Regions from separate parts of the Homo sapiens genome. Here region 1 is linked to region 2. Evidence: chromatin contacts called from ENCODE Hi-C or POLR2A ChIA-PET data. All regions are on one chromosome and are shown on one strand. The core of a region is the stretch at or near the end of the contact, and the rest is flanking DNA. Distances in the headings are between cores, read along the strand shown. Region 1 has its middle 13 kb from the start of NCOA3. Region 2 overlaps ZMYND8 (zinc finger MYND-type containing 8).

Region 1 (7,494 bases), core at 1,523-4,022, 180 kb after region 2:
GGGAGGCTGAGGTGGGAGAATATTTTGAGGTCAGGAGTTTGAGATGAGCCTGGGCAACATAGGGAGACCCTTGTCTCTACAAAAAAAAAAAAAAAATTAGCAGGGCATAATGGCACCTGCCTGGGGTCTCAGCTACTTGGGAGGCTGAGGTGGGAAGATCACTTGAACCTAGGAGGTCGAGGCTGCAGTGAGCCACGATTGTGCCACTGCACTCCAGCCTGGGCAAGAGAGTAAGACCCTGACTCAAAAAAATCAAAAACAGAAAAGGAGATTGTACCACACTGAGACTTCCTACTAGAGGTAGAATTAGAAGAGGATTGAAAAAGGGGTGACTGAGGCCGGGCGTGGTGGCTCAAGCCTGTAATCCCAGCACTTTGGGAGGCTGAGATGGGTGGATCACCTGAGGTCAGGAGTTCGAGACCAGCCTGGCCAACATGGTGAAACCCCATCTCTACTAAAAATACAAAAAAATTAGCCAGGGGTGGTGGTGGTGCCTGTAATCCCAGCTACTCGGGAGGCTGAGGCAGGAGTGTCGCTTGAACCCAGGAGGCAGAGGTTGCAGTGAGCCAAGATTGCACCATTGCACTCCAGCCTGGGCAATGGGAGCCAAACTCCATCTCGAAAAAAAAAGAAAGAAGAAAGAAAGAAAGAGAGAGAGAGAGAGAGAGAAAGACAGAAAGAAAAAGAAAGAAAGAAAGAAGAGAAAAGAAAGAAAGGAAAAGGGGTGACTGGCTGGGTGTGGTAGCTCACGGCTCTAATCCCAGCACTTTGGGAGGCTGGGATGGGAGGATCACTTGAGGCCAGGAGTTTGAGACCAGCCTGGGCAACATCGTGAGACCCCCCCATCTCTACTTAAAAAAAAAATGAAAGAGAGATTCCTTTCCACAGTGCTTTTTAATGGTGCCCGAATATTTTACCAAAAATAATCTCATCTACACTAGGGGAAACATTGAGTTTAAATTGCTCATTTCACAAACGTAGAAACTGAGGCCCAGTATGGGGGTTGAAATTTTCCAGGGTAGTCATTTGGGAATTTGTCAAGTCTGGACTGTAAGCTTTCATAATAGGAACTGCATTGGCATGTGCTTGGGACAGGTCTGGTATACAGTGTCATTCAATAAATGAGTCCTGAGCCAGGCATGGTGACACATGCCTATAGTCCCAGCTACTCAAGAGGCTGAGGCTGGAGGGTCCCTTGAACCCAAGAATTTGAGGTTGCAGTGAACTATGATTGCACCACTGCACTCCAGACTAGGCTACAGAGTAAGACCATGTCTCTAGAAAAAAAAAAGTAATAATAAATAAGAAAAAAAGAGAAAGAAATTAGTTTTTTTTTTTTAGAGACGGAGTCTCACTCTGTTGCCCAGGCTGGAGTGCAGTGGTGTGATCTCGGCTCACTGTAACCTCTGCTTCCCGGGTTCAAGCAATTCTCCTGCCTCAGCCTCCTGAGTAGCTGGGACTACAGGCGCATGCTGCCACGCCTGGCTAATTTTTTGTATTTTAGTAGAGACGGGGTTTCACCGTTGTTGCCCAGGCTGGTCTCGAACTCCTGAGCTCAGGCAATCCACCTGCCTCGGCCTCCCAAAGTGCTAGGATTACAGGCGTGAGCCACCGTGCCCGGCCAGAAATTAGTTTTTATTTTATTTATGTATTTATTCATTTATTTTGAGATGGAGTCTCGCTCTGTCCCTTGGCTGGAGTGCCGTGGCGCGATCTCGGCTCACTGCAAGCTCCGCTTCTGGGGTTCACGCCATTCTCCTGCCTCAGCCTCCCGAGTAGCTGGAACTACAGGTGCCTGCTACCATGCCCAGCTAATTTTTTTGTATTTTTAGTGGAGACGGGGGTTTCACCGTGTTAACCAGGATGGTCTTGATCTCCTGACCTCGTGATCTGCCCACCTCGGCCTCCCAAAGTGCTGGGATTACAGGCCTGAGCCAGGTTCTTTATCAAACCTGCTTGTTTTTTGTTTTTTTTTGTTTTTTATGATATTATTCTGTTTGCATATTTTGGTACCTTCTTTTGTGTCTTTAATAATTATTAGCTCATCTTTCGATGGTTTTTGTGCAAACATGCTATTATCTGAAAGTACGCCTTTGCTTGCTGGGTTGACTCCTAGCTCCAGGAGGATGATTTCTATATTGTAATTTTGGATTACATGAGCCCCAAGGCCTGATTTCCTGCCCTTGTATTTGCATTGCATTAGGAGGTCTTTGCTTTCTGAGACCCGTGACACCTCCTCCTCTGGCATAGTATCTATCAGTTCACACTACCGGTTGGGTTTCAGTTCCATTTTTGTTTTTTGACATGGGGGATTTCCCTTTCTTTCCTGTGAACCCTGTGATTCATTTAAAAGAGTACTTGTTATCTTTTACTCAGAATTTCCAGATGTTTTTGCGGGTGGGGTTGAGTGTTTCAGGCTATCTAATCTGCTGTATTGCTGGAAACTGACCACCTTTGCGCTTTTTTTAGTTTCTTTTCTCTACCCCCTAGCTCTGAATATTCAGTTTCTGTTCTTTCATTTCCCACCCTACTCCCTCCTGTCTCATATATCTTTTATACCTTCAGCTTCAAATCCTTTTCTTAACAAGTTGATTTACTCTGGAGTTTCTAATTTAAATGCATCCCAGGTGGCAATCTCACAGGTCAACCTGGTTCCTGTTGGGCCAGATATTCTGGGTCCAGCTATCTCATAAATCACTTGCCCTGCCCATGCATTGGCTGCCCCTGGGGCTGATGCCCATGTCTGACACAATCAGCTGTGGTGTGAGCAGAAGTTGCCAGTCACATGGTACCAAAGAAGGTGACTTCTGCTCTGTCTTTAGAAGGGTCTGTGGGTAAGTGGGGCAGACATCATGACTGACATGTACAGTAACATCCTTAACAGGTTTGCAATGTAGTTGATTGATAATAGCCAGAAGGTTTAAAATATTTTTTTTTTTGAGATGGAGTTTTGCTCTTTTTGCCCAGGCTGGTGTGCAATGGCGCGATCTCGGCTCACTGCAACCTCTGCCTCCCAGGTTCAAGTGATTCTCCTGCCTCAGCCTCCCGAGTAGCTGGGATTACAGGCATGCACCACCACCCTGGCTAATTTTGTATTTTTAGTAGAGACGGGTTTTCTCCATGTTGGTCAGGCTGGTCTTGAACTCCTGACCTCAGGTGATCCGCCCACCTCGGCCTCACAAAGTGCTGGGATTACAGGCGTAAGCCACCACGCCTGGCAAATTTTTATTTTTTTTAAAGCTAGAATCTTAACTTGCCTTATACATTCACCTCTGGCATAGATACTGTTTGCATGCCCCAACATGGCTACTCCTTCCATGTTCCTACTCTGTAAGTACTAAATCATTGATAGAGGGTTTGTCCTCTCAAATAAGCTTACTGTCATCACTTTAAAACACTATTTCTTTTCTTTACTTTTTTTTTTTTTTTTTTGAGACGGAGTTTCACTGTTCTTGTTGCCCAGGCTGGAGTGCAATGGCACGGTCTTGGCTCACTGCAACCTCTGCCTCCTGGGTTCAAGCAATTCTCCTGCCTCAGCCTCCTAAGCAGCTGGAATTACAGGCACCCGCCACCACGCCTGGCTAATTTTTATATTTTTAGTAGATACGGGGTTCCACCATGTTGGCCAGGCTGGTCTCGAACTCTTGACCTCAGGTGATCCGCCCGCCTCGGCCTCCCTAAGTTCTGGGATTACAGGTGTGAGCCACCGCACCTGGTCCCCGAATTCATTTTTTAAAAAAGGAAGTGTTTTATTCCAGGGCTGGAGTCAGCCAACCTTTAAATGCCCCCGAAACTCTATATGATGGGATACCATGTAGCCAGTGAAACATTATGAAGCTGCTTAACATTCAACAGTTAAAAAAGATCTCCCAGATACTTTACTTTTAAAAGAAGTTGTGGATACATTGTAGGTGTATATATCAATGGGGTATACAGGATGTCTTGTTACAGGCATGCAATGTGAAATAAGCACATCATGGAGAATGGGGTCCAGATACTTTAAGTTAAAAAAAAAAAAAGAGATAAAGCAGTGTGTATAATAGGCCTTATTTTGTGTTACAAAAATGTATATATATATAGACCAGATGCGGTGGCTCACGCCTGTAATCCCAACACTTTGGGAGGCCAAGGCAGGCGGATCACTTGAGGTTAGGAGTTCAAGACCAGCCTGGCCAACATGGTGAAACCCCGGCTCTACTGAAAATTAAAAAAATTAGCTGGGCGTGGTGGTGCACGCCTGTAATCCCAGCTACTTGGGAGGTTGAGTCAGGAGAATTGCTTGAACCCGGGAGGTGGAGGTTACAGTGAGCAGAGATCACGCCACTGCACTCCAGCCTGCGTGACAGAGGGAGACTCCATCTCAGAAAAAAAAAAAAAAGAATATATATAAATACGTGTGTGTGTGTGTGTGTGTTTATTTGTAAATGCATCTCTTAAATAATACCTAAGAAATTGGCAATGGTGGCTCCTCTGGAAGAGGAAGTGGGTGGCTGAGGGACTTACATCGCATTTCCTTTGTAGAAGTTAAAAATAAATGAAGAGGCTGGGCGCAGTGGCTGACGCCTGTAATCAAAGTGCAAGCAGCAGTTTGGGAGGCCAAGGCGGAAGGATCACTTGAGGCCAAGAGTTCAAGACCAGCCTGAGCAACATAGTGAGACCTTGTCTCTACAAAAAAATTTTAAAAATTAGCTGGGTGTGGTGGTATGCGCCTGTAGTCTCAGCTACTCAGGAGCCTGAGAAGCAGTGGAATAGTTTGAGCTGCGGTGAGCTATGACTGTACCACTGTACTCCAGCGTGGGTGACAGAGCGAGACCTTGTCTCTAATAAAATAAAAAATAAGGGCAGGGTGCGGTGGCTCACGCCTGTAATCCCAGTACTTTGGGAGGCCGAGGCGGGTGGATCACCTGAGGTCAGGAGTTCAAGACCAGCCTGGGCAACATGGTGAAACCCCGTCTCTACTAAAAATACAAAAATTAGCTGGGTGTGGTGGCATGTGCCTGTAATCCCAGTTACTCGGGAGGCTGAGGCAGGAGAATCGCTTGAGCCCAGGAGGTGGAGGTTGTAGTGAGCCAAGATTGCACCATTGTACTCCAGCCTGGGTGACAGAGCGAGACTCTGTCTCAAAAAAAAAAAAAATAAAATAAAATAAAAGGAAGGAGGAAAAAAGAAAGGAAAGAGGAAGAGAGGAGGAAAGGAAAGAAAATATTGTCTGGGTACAGTGGCTCATGCTTGTAATCCCAGCATTTTGGGAGGCTGAGGCAGGCAGATCACCTGAGGTCAGGAGTTCCATACCAGCCTGGCAAACATGGTGAAACAAAAATTAGCCATGTATGCTGGCACACGCCTTTAATCCCAGCTACTCGGGAGGCTGAGGCATGAGAATCACTTAACCTGGGAGATGGAGGTTACGGTGAGCTGAGATCTCGTAACACTGCACTCCAACCTAGGTGACAGAGCAAGACTCTGTCTCAAAAAAAAAAAAAGAAAAAGAAAAAGAAAATGGGCCCGGAGTGGTGGTTCACTCCTGTAATCCCAGCACTTTGGGAGGCTGAGGCGGGTGGATCACCTGAGATCGGGAGTTCGAGCCCAGCCTGACCAACATGGAGAAACCCTGTCTCTACTAAAAATACAAAATTAGCCAGGCGTGGTGGTGGACGCCTGTAATCCCAGTTACTCGGGAGGCTGAGGCGGGAGAATCGCTTGAACCCGGGAGGCAGAGGTTGTGGTGAGCCGAGATCATGTCATTGCACTCCAGCCTGGACAACAAGAGCAAAACTCCGTCTCAAAAAAAAAAAAAAAAAAAAGAGAAAATGTAAGAATAGCTCCTAAGCCAAGCTGGGAAAATATTTGCTGAAGAATGGCAACACCTCACATTTATCTGTCTCTAGAAAAAGGCAAGGGTTAAGTCAGTTCCTCAAAAAGGCCACCTCAGAAGCCATGGCCTTTCCACTGGCAGTACTTCTCTCTTGACTTTACCCTTAAGAGGAATTGGGATCTCAGATCTATATACCAAGCCTGGCCCATATGTTTGAGGTCATGAAAAAGAATGTGGGGGCCAAAAATTCATCCTCCTAGCTCAGTGTCTTCAAGCCTTTGGCTGAATCGCAGAACAGCAACAAACATATTTCACATTGTGATTCAGTATTGACACTTGTATTTCTTTCTCTTTTTTTGAGATGGAGTTTCACTCTTGTTGCCCAGGCTGGAGTGCAATGGTGCGATCTCAGCTCACTGCAACATCTGCCTCCTGGGTTTAAGCAATTTTCCTGCCTTAGCCTCCAGAGTGGCTGGGATTACAGGTGCACGCCGCCATGCCCGGCTAATTTTTGTAGGTTTTTTTTTTTTTTTTAAGATGGCCGGCTAATTTTTGTATTTTTTTAGTAAAGATGGGGTTTCATCATATTGGTCAGGCTGGTCTCGAACTCCTGGCCTCAGGTGATCCGCCCACCTTGGCCTCCCAAAGTGCTGGGATTACAGGCGTGAGCCACCACGTCTGGCCTATATATATACATATTTGTAACACAAAAAAAGGCCTATTATACATACTGCTTTACCTTTTTTTTTTAACTTAAAAGTGTCTGAACCCCATTCTCTGTGATGTGCTTATTTCACATTGCAAAACTGTAACAAAACATCCTATGTACTCCATTGATATATACACCTACAATGTATCCACAACTTTTTTTAAAAGTGAAGTATCTGGGAGATCTTTTTTAACTGCTGAGTGTTAAACAGCTTCATAATGTTTCATTGACTACATGATATTCCAACATATATAGTTTGGCTGACTCTTGGTATCCCATCATATAAAGGTTGGCTGACTCCAGCCCTGGAGTAAAACACTTCCTTTTTTAAAAAATGAATTTGGGGACCAGGTGTGGTGGCTCATGCCTGTGATCTCAGCACCTAGGGAGGCTGAGGCGGGCAGATCACCTGAGATCAGGAGTTCAAGACCAGCCTAGATAACATGGTGGAACCCCGTCTCTACTAAAAATACAAAAATTAGCCGGACATGGTGGTGGGTGCCTGTAATTCCAGCTGCTTAGGAGGCTGAGGCAGGAGAATTGCTTGAACCTGGGAGACAGAGGTTGCAGTGAGCCAAGACCATGCCATGGCACGCCACCCTGCGCGACAAGAGCAAAACTGTCAAAAAAAAAAAAAAAAAGAAAATGAGTTTTAAAGTGATGGCAGTAAGCTTATTTGAGAGGATAAACCCTCTTCCAGTGATTTAGTACTTACAGAGTAGGAACATGGAAGGAGTAGAGATGTTGGGGCATGCAAACAGTTCTATGCCAGGGGTGAATGTATAAGGTAAGTTAAGATTCTAGCTTTAAAAACATAAAAGTTAAAACCCTGTGGCTATTATCAATCAATTACATGGCAAACCTGTTAAGGATGTTACTGTACAAGATTTTGCATGGACATATGTTTTCAATTCACTTGGGTATATACTTAGGGGTATAATTGATGGGTCATATGGCAATTCTTTGTTTA
Region 2 (7,393 bases), core at 1,545-4,044:
TGAGAAAATCAGAAATCAAAAATGCTCCAAAATCCTTAAGTTTTTGAGCACTAACATGAAGCCACAAGTGATCTCTTGTGATGAGTCACATATATTATTTAAAATATTGTATAAAATTACCTTCAGGCTATGTGTATAAGGTATGTGATATGGTTTGGCTGTGTCCCCACCCAAATCTCATCTTGAATTGTAATTCCCATAATCCCCATGTGTCATGGGAGGGACCCAGTGGGAGGTAATTGAATCATGGAAGTAGTTACCTCCATGATGTTCTGGTGATAGTAAGTTCTCACAAGATCTGATGGTTTTATAAGGAGCTTTTCCTCCTCTTTGCTCTGCACTTCTCCTCGAAGCAGCCATGTGAAGGACGTGTTTGCTTCCCCTCCCCACCTTGATTGTAAGTTTCCTGAGGCCTCCCCAGCCATGCTGAACTGTGAGTCAATTAAACTGCTTTCCTTTATACATTACCCAGTCTCGGGTATGTCTTCATTAGCAGCATGAGAACAAACAAACTAATACAGTATGTATGAAACATAAATGAATTTTATGTTTAGGCCAGGCGTGGTGGCACGCCTGTAATGTCAGCACTTTGGGAGGCCGAGGTGGGTGGATCACCTGAGATCAGGAGTTCCAGACCAGCCTAGGCAACATGGTGAAACTCCATCTCTACAAAAAATATAAAAATTAGCTGGGCATGGTGGCACATGCCTGCTACTCAGGAGGCTGAGGCAGGAGAATCGCTTCAACTCAGGTTGCAGTGAGCCAAGATTACACCACTGCACTCCAGCCTGAGCGAAAGAGCGAGACATCATCTCAAAAAAATATATATCTATGTGTTTAGGCTTGGGTCCCATCCCCGAGATATCTCACTATGTATATGCAAATATTCCAAATTAAAAAATAAAAAAAAACACTTCTGGTCCCAAGATGAATAAGGAATACTCAACCCATACTAGTCTTACTTGATGTGTAGAAAAACTTGGTTACTTGGTTAAAGATATTTATCTGACCTTGGAGCCCAGAGCAAAGACTCAAACCTGGGTCTCCCAGCACACTCTCTCTTCCCTATAGCCCTCATAAGACAACGTTGAATCCAGGAGAGTGTGTGTTGACTTAGAGACCCCCTCAGAGAACATTATCTGCAATGCAAACTAAGTTCAGATTAGTGCACAAAGCTAGAGGGGAAAAAACATCTGAAAAATAAGATGACTACTAAAAACCTGACAGAAGGGGACAGCATCCAGGGCACAGGCTCTCAATCTTGGTACTGGTGACACTGGGGGCCAGAAAAGTATTTGTTGTGGGAGACGTCCTGTGCATTGCAGGGCAGGTAGAAGCATACCTGGCTAGATTCCAGTAATACTCTAACACCCTCACACACGTAATTAGGACAACCAAAAACGTCTCCAGACTTTGCCCAACGTCCCTTGGAGGTCAAAACTGTCCCTAGCTGAGAACCACTAATGTAGAGGGTCTGCTCTCTGCCTAGGAAAATGGTTGCTTCGAATTTATTGTAGGGGTATGGGGGTGCTAAAGAGGAGATGGGTGAGGAGCAGCAGGAAGGGGAAGAGAGGGCGGGGAACTCCTGTTGAAAGATAAGCTATACATACCAAGCAAGCAGAACTATTTCCCTTCTTTTTCTTTTTTTTCAGAACTATTTCTACCCCGAGTGAGGTCTTCTAGGATGCTACTGTGGTTTTTGAAAGATAACAGTCAGCCGTATTTTCAGTATCTGACTTCTTTTCAGTAAGTTAATAATACAATAGGAAGAGTTGTTAAGAAGCTAGAAGAATCAGCTGGGCACAGTGGCTCACGCCTGTAATCCCAGCACTTTGGGAGGCCAAGGCAGGTGGATCACCTCAGGTCAGGAGTTCAAGACCAGCCTGGCCAACATGGCGAAACCCCGTCTCTACTAAAACTATAGGTGGGCGCCTGTCCAGCTACTCAGGAGGTTGAGGCAGGAAGAAGTGCTTGAACCCGGGAGGTGGAGGTTGCGGTGAGCCAAGATCACACCACTGCACTCCAGCCTGTGTAACAGAGCAAGACTCTGTCTCAAAAAAAAAAAAGAAGCTGGAAGAATCAAATATGACTGTACATCTCCCTAACCAGCAACTCAAATCCTCTCTGTCTGATAGTAGCCGAGGTACTGATCCTCCAAAATTAAGTTTCTCCTGGTGCTCCCCTCCCAACCCCACCACCTCCTGGCTGGGGCTGGCTGCCCCTAGGAGGATCCCGAGGACTGCCTGGCTGCTCTGTACTCTTTTCAGAAGATTTTCTCCTTTCCTGAAACAGCAGCAGTTGCTGAGAGCTAGATGCCTGGTTAATCTCCTTATCAATCAGATATTTTCCTTATCTGCTGCTTGTAAGTGTTTCCTGTTCCATAAAAATAATCTGATAACAAATATGGAACATTTTAAAAAGGGAAAGCAAATCATTTCTGAGATATGATTTTTCTCCCCTACATGTATAATGTGTGTTACCAGTTTGATAACTAGGGAAACAGGTTGCAACCTGTGTTATCATGGAATATTTGCAGGTTATTAAGGGATACTGCAGAAGAGAAAATGTTCTTATTTCCCTGCTTCCATAGGCTGGCTAACAAGAAAGTAGAAAAGGCCCTGTCTATTTGCTTCTGGAATACCTTCAATGATACCAGGAACCGGCAAACTTTTCCTATAAAGGCTTCTATAAGGATAGTAAATACTTGAGGCTTTGCAGGCCATAAGGCCTCTATCGCAAATACTCAATTTGGCCACTGTAGGGCAAAAGCACACACAGACAGTACATAAATGAATGACTGTAGCTGTGTGCCAATAAAACTCTATAAACACAGGCTTCAGGCAGCATCTAGCCCACAGGCTGTAGTTGCAGACACCTGGTCTACATAAACCAGAGTATGGGTGCTCTGGCTGTGTGTAAACACAAGGTCCATGTGTGGACGATGAGGACCATAGACTCCAGTTCCTACAGAGGCCACACAGGGACCATACCTGAGTGAAAAAAACCATAGCTTCAGCTATCATTCTCCTACATCTGGTAAAAGCATGAATACTGTGAAGTATGTAAGAAAGAACCACCTAGCCCTGGAGTGTGAGGATGCACTGGCATTCAACCTCGCAGTGGGGGAGACAGCAGGGCTGGGCAGAGCTCAGACCCATCTTACAGAGGCAGCCCCCACTCAGCTCCAGTGATCCAAGGAGTTGGGCAGACACAAACTCCTAGTGTTGCCTGACCTTGGGGAGAAACTGGCAATCCCTGCACTCCCCTGAACTATCTCAACTGTTAATACACTGTCTCAGCCCAACAAAAGACTTCTGTGGGCCTAGTGCAGTGGTTCACACCTCTAATCCCACCAATTTGGGAGAATGAGGTGGGAGAACAGCTTGAGCCCAGGAGTCCGCGACCAGCCTGGGCAGCAAGACCCTATCTCTACAAAAAGTTAAAAAAAAAAAATTAGCCAGGCATGTTGGGGAACAGCTGTAGACCCAGCTACTTGGGAGGCTGAGGTGGGAGGATCACTTGAGCCCAGGAGGTCAAGGCTGTAGTAAGCCACAATGACACCACTGTACTCCAGCCTGGACAACAGAGCAAAGCCCTGCCTCTTTTTTTTTTTTCTTTTTTCTGAGACAGAGTCTCGCTCTGTCACCCAGGCTGGAGTGCAGTGGTGCGATATTGGTTCACTACAACCTCCGAGGTTGAAGCGATTCTCATGTCTCAGCCTCCCGAGCAGCTGGGATTACAGGTGCGCACCACCATGCCTGGCTAATTTTTCTATTTTTAGTAGAGATGAGGTTTCACCATGTTGCCCAGGTTGGTCTCGAACTCCTGGCCTCAGGTGATCTGCCCACCTTAGCCTCCCAAAGTGCTAGGATTACAGGCATGAGCCACCAGGCCTGGGCCTGCAAAGCCTTGTTTCTTTCAAAAAAAAAAAAAAGCAAGCAAAAAAAGACTTCAAGTGTCCCAGTTTTTAGGGCAACATGTGGGCCCAAGAAAATAAGTACTAGCCACTCATTCATGATATGCAGACACCCTGTCCTCAGAGAAGGTGAAGAGGGGCCCCATCATTTCTTTGCTATATTTGATCAAAGATGCACCTAAGGCCATTCTGTACAAATCTGCTGGCACGTTATTTCTCAATCCTTTAATGCAAGGGAAAAAAACCAAAACACCTCCCAACAGGATGTTTGAACTCAAATGTGTCAGAACTAAAGAGCAGAGTGGTATTTATCTGTAAAGACCCTGACGTCATTTGGGGCAAGGCATTTCTTGCCCCATATACTACAGGACATCCATTTAGCAACCTGACCCTCCTCCACAAAACGCCGAGAGCATCTTCCCAGGCATTCTCAAACCTTCCTAAGGGGTGAAAACACTGGACCAAAGGTCTTTTAAAAATGCATGGTAAACCTTAGGATGCTTTTAAACCCTGAAAATAAAATGTGTTTTAAAGCTCTTTAAACTTTTGGCTCGGCGCAGTGGTTCATGCCTGTAATCCCAACACTTTGGGAGGTTGAAGCAGGAGAATCACTTCAGCCCAGGAGTTCGAGACCAACCAGGGCAAGAAAGAAAGTGAGACCCCCATCTCTATAACAAAATAAAAAAAACTAGCCGGGTGTGCTGACATGTGCCGATAGTCCCAGCTACTTGGGAGGCTGAGGGAAGAGAATTGCTTGAGCCGGGGAGGTCGAGCCTGCAGAGCCGGGGAGGTTGAGGTTGCAGTAAGCTGTGATCATGTCACTGCACTCCAGCCTGGGCAGCAGAGTGAGACCCTGTCTCAAAAAATAAAAATACAAATAAAAATAAACTTCCCTAAAATGAATTCCTAATATATGATAAATGGGTGGAATAGGGACCAAACTTAAAACTCATCCCATATTTTCACATGGTAATAAAACATCTCTACCAAAAATGGAAATATATGGATTATTTGCCTTTTTTTTTTTTTTTGAGACAGAGTCTCACTCTGTCGCTCAGGCTGCAGTGTGGTGACACGATCTCAGCTCACTGCAACCGCTGCCTCCCGGGTTCAAGAGAGTCTCTTGCCTCAACCTCCCAAGTAGCTGGGATTACAGTCCTGAGCCCAGCCTATTTGCTCTTTATGAGGTGAGAATAGCTTTCTTTCTGGAACAATGGAACAAAGAAGAGAAACTAAAGTGAAGAAAAAGAAGACGACAGTGGAGAATCTTCACATATGCCAAAGTCAAAAGAACATGGACATGGAAAGAAATTCAGAGGTGGATGAAATGAGCAGAGCAGGCTGAGTATGAGACAACAGGGAATGGTGGGCAGTGTGGCAAACAAGCAAGCACAGGCCTGTGTCTAAAGGGGCAGGCTTGACTCAGCTCCAGCTGGTTGCTAGATTTTGCTGAGTGCTATGGTCTGAATGCTTGTGTACCTCCCAAATTTCTATGTTGATGTTCTAACCCCAAGGTGATGGCATTAGAGAAGTGGGGCCCTGAGAGGTGATCAGGGCCCTGCCCTCATGAATGGGATTAGTGCCCTTATAAAAAAAGGGACCCCGGAACTTGGCCAGGCACGGTGGCTCATGCCTGTAATACCAGCACTTTGGGAGGCCGAGGTGGGTGGATTACCTGAGGTGAGGAGTTTGAGACCAGCCTGGCCAACATGGCGAAACTCCGTCTCTACCAAAACTACAAAAAAAAAAAATTAGCCGGGTGTGGTGGTGCATGCCTGTAATCCCAGCTACTCAGGAGGCTGAAGCAGGAGAATCGCTTGAACCCAGGAGGCAGAGGTTGCAGTGAGCTGAGACTACACCACTGCACTCCAGCCTGGGCAATGAGAGAGAAACTCCGTCTCAAAAAATAAATAAATAAATAAATAAAGGGACACCGGAAAGCCCAGGTACTCAGGAGGCTGAGGCAGAAGGATAACTTGAGTGTCCAGCTTGAGCAATATAGCAAGACCCCATCTCTTAAAAAGAGGGTAGGCTGGGCACAGTGGCTCACGCCAGAGGTCAGGAGTTCAAGACCAGCCTGGCCAGCATGGTGAAACCCCATCTGTACTAAAAATACAAAACTTAGCAGGGCGTGGTGGCAGGCGCCTGTAATTCCAGCTACGTGGAGGCTGAGACACAAGAATCTCTTGAACCTGGGAGGCAAAGGTTGCAGAGAGCCAAGATTGCGCCATTGCACTCCAACCTCAGCAACAAGAGTGAAACTCCATCTCAAATAAATAAGGCCAGGCGCGGTGGCTCACGCCTGTAATCCCATCACTTTGGGAGGCTGAGACAGGTGGATCACAAGGTCAGGAGTTCGAGACCAGCCTGGCCAAAATGGAGAAATCCCATCTCTACTAAAAATAAAAAAATTAACTGGGCACAGCGGCGGGCGCCTGTAATCCCAGCTACTCGGGAGGCTGAGGCAGAAGAATCCCTTGAACCTGAGAGGTGGAGGTTGCAATGAGCCGAGATCACACCAATGCACCCCAGCCTGGGTGACAGAGTCAGACTCTGTCTCAAAAAAAAAAAAAAAATTGAAAAACTCAGTTCCTCAGTCACTTGCCATTTTCAAGTACTGAAGAACCACATGTGACCTGTGGCTACCATCTTGGACGTGAGGTTTTTTTTTTTTTTTTGGAGACAGAGTCTTGCTCTGTCGCCCAGGCTGGAGTGCAATTATATGATCTCAGCTCACTGCAACCTCCGCCTCCCAGGTTCAAGCAATTCTCGTGCCTCAGCCTCCCGAGTAGCTGGGATTACAGGCATGTGCCACCACGCCCGGCTAATTTTTTGTATTTTTAGTAGGGCCAGGGTTTTTGCCACATTGGCCAGGCTGGTCTCGAACTCCTGACCTCAGGCGATCCGTTTGCCTCGGCCTCCCAAAACGCTGGGATTACAGGCATGAGCCACCGCGCCTGGCCAGACATGAGCATTTTTACAGGAATTGTTTATTTCATATAAAGATTGTATGATTATTCTACTTAGCAGAGAAACTGACTTTATGTTTCATTTTTAATATCACTATTTATGGCATTTAGCTCAATGTTCACAACCCTGTGAAATTTGTGGTAGTATCATTATCCCCATTTCAGTAGATGAGAAAACTAGGCACAAAAGAGGTTAACTTGCCCACAGCCACGGAGCAAAAGCAGGGCTGGCATTTCACTATGTAATTTTGAGAGTGAAAATAGATTCATGCTCAGAAACACACACCTCTCACAGGCCTGGGTATTTAACCGTTGCTAGGTCTCCTTCCATGAAAGCAACAATCTCGTTTAATTCAACTTTCCATCCCCAGGGCCCACTCCTCTACTCAATAATGCACAAAGTGGATGAATGCATCCCTAGGAATCACTGCTGAAGAACAAGTGGCATCAGAACCAACGGGACACTGTTTCCTTCAGTGCTATGAGATCCGACCTCATAGTCCAGGGG

Evidence for each region. Hi-C counts contacts between places; a loop is a spot of excess contacts on that map. ChIA-PET counts read pairs that join two places held with the same protein, here RNA polymerase II (POLR2A). Pooled maps may share reads with other maps.
Region 1: POLR2A ChIA-PET joins it to region 2 with 11 read pairs in activated T-cell. The contact joins two enhancer-like sites. A Hi-C loop is called at or near these places in 7 of 50 pooled maps. POLR2A ChIA-PET finds 5 or more read pairs at or near these places in 8 of 52 experiments (BJ, H1, HCT116 and 5 more).

What each region holds. Positions count from the first base shown.
Region 1 is chr20:47,485,024-47,492,517 of GRCh38, forward strand. No RefSeq gene overlaps it. Among named protein-coding and RNA genes, the nearest start is that of NCOA3, 13 kb to the right of the region's middle. RefSeq lists enhancers at 1,532-1,601, 2,202-2,531, 2,562-2,611 and silencers at 2,822-2,871, 2,892-2,951. Within about 2 kb of position 2,773, at least 9 of the 41 ENCODE cell types and tissues checked have a DNase peak (open chromatin) inside an H3K27ac peak, as active enhancers do.
Region 2 is chr20:47,301,642-47,309,034 of GRCh38, forward strand. The region is part of intron 3 of ZMYND8 (zinc finger MYND-type containing 8); the gene reads right to left. Among named protein-coding and RNA genes, the nearest start is that of ZMYND8, 51 kb to the right of the region's middle. Within about 2 kb of position 2,795, at least 5 of the 41 ENCODE cell types and tissues checked have a DNase peak (open chromatin) inside an H3K27ac peak, as active enhancers do.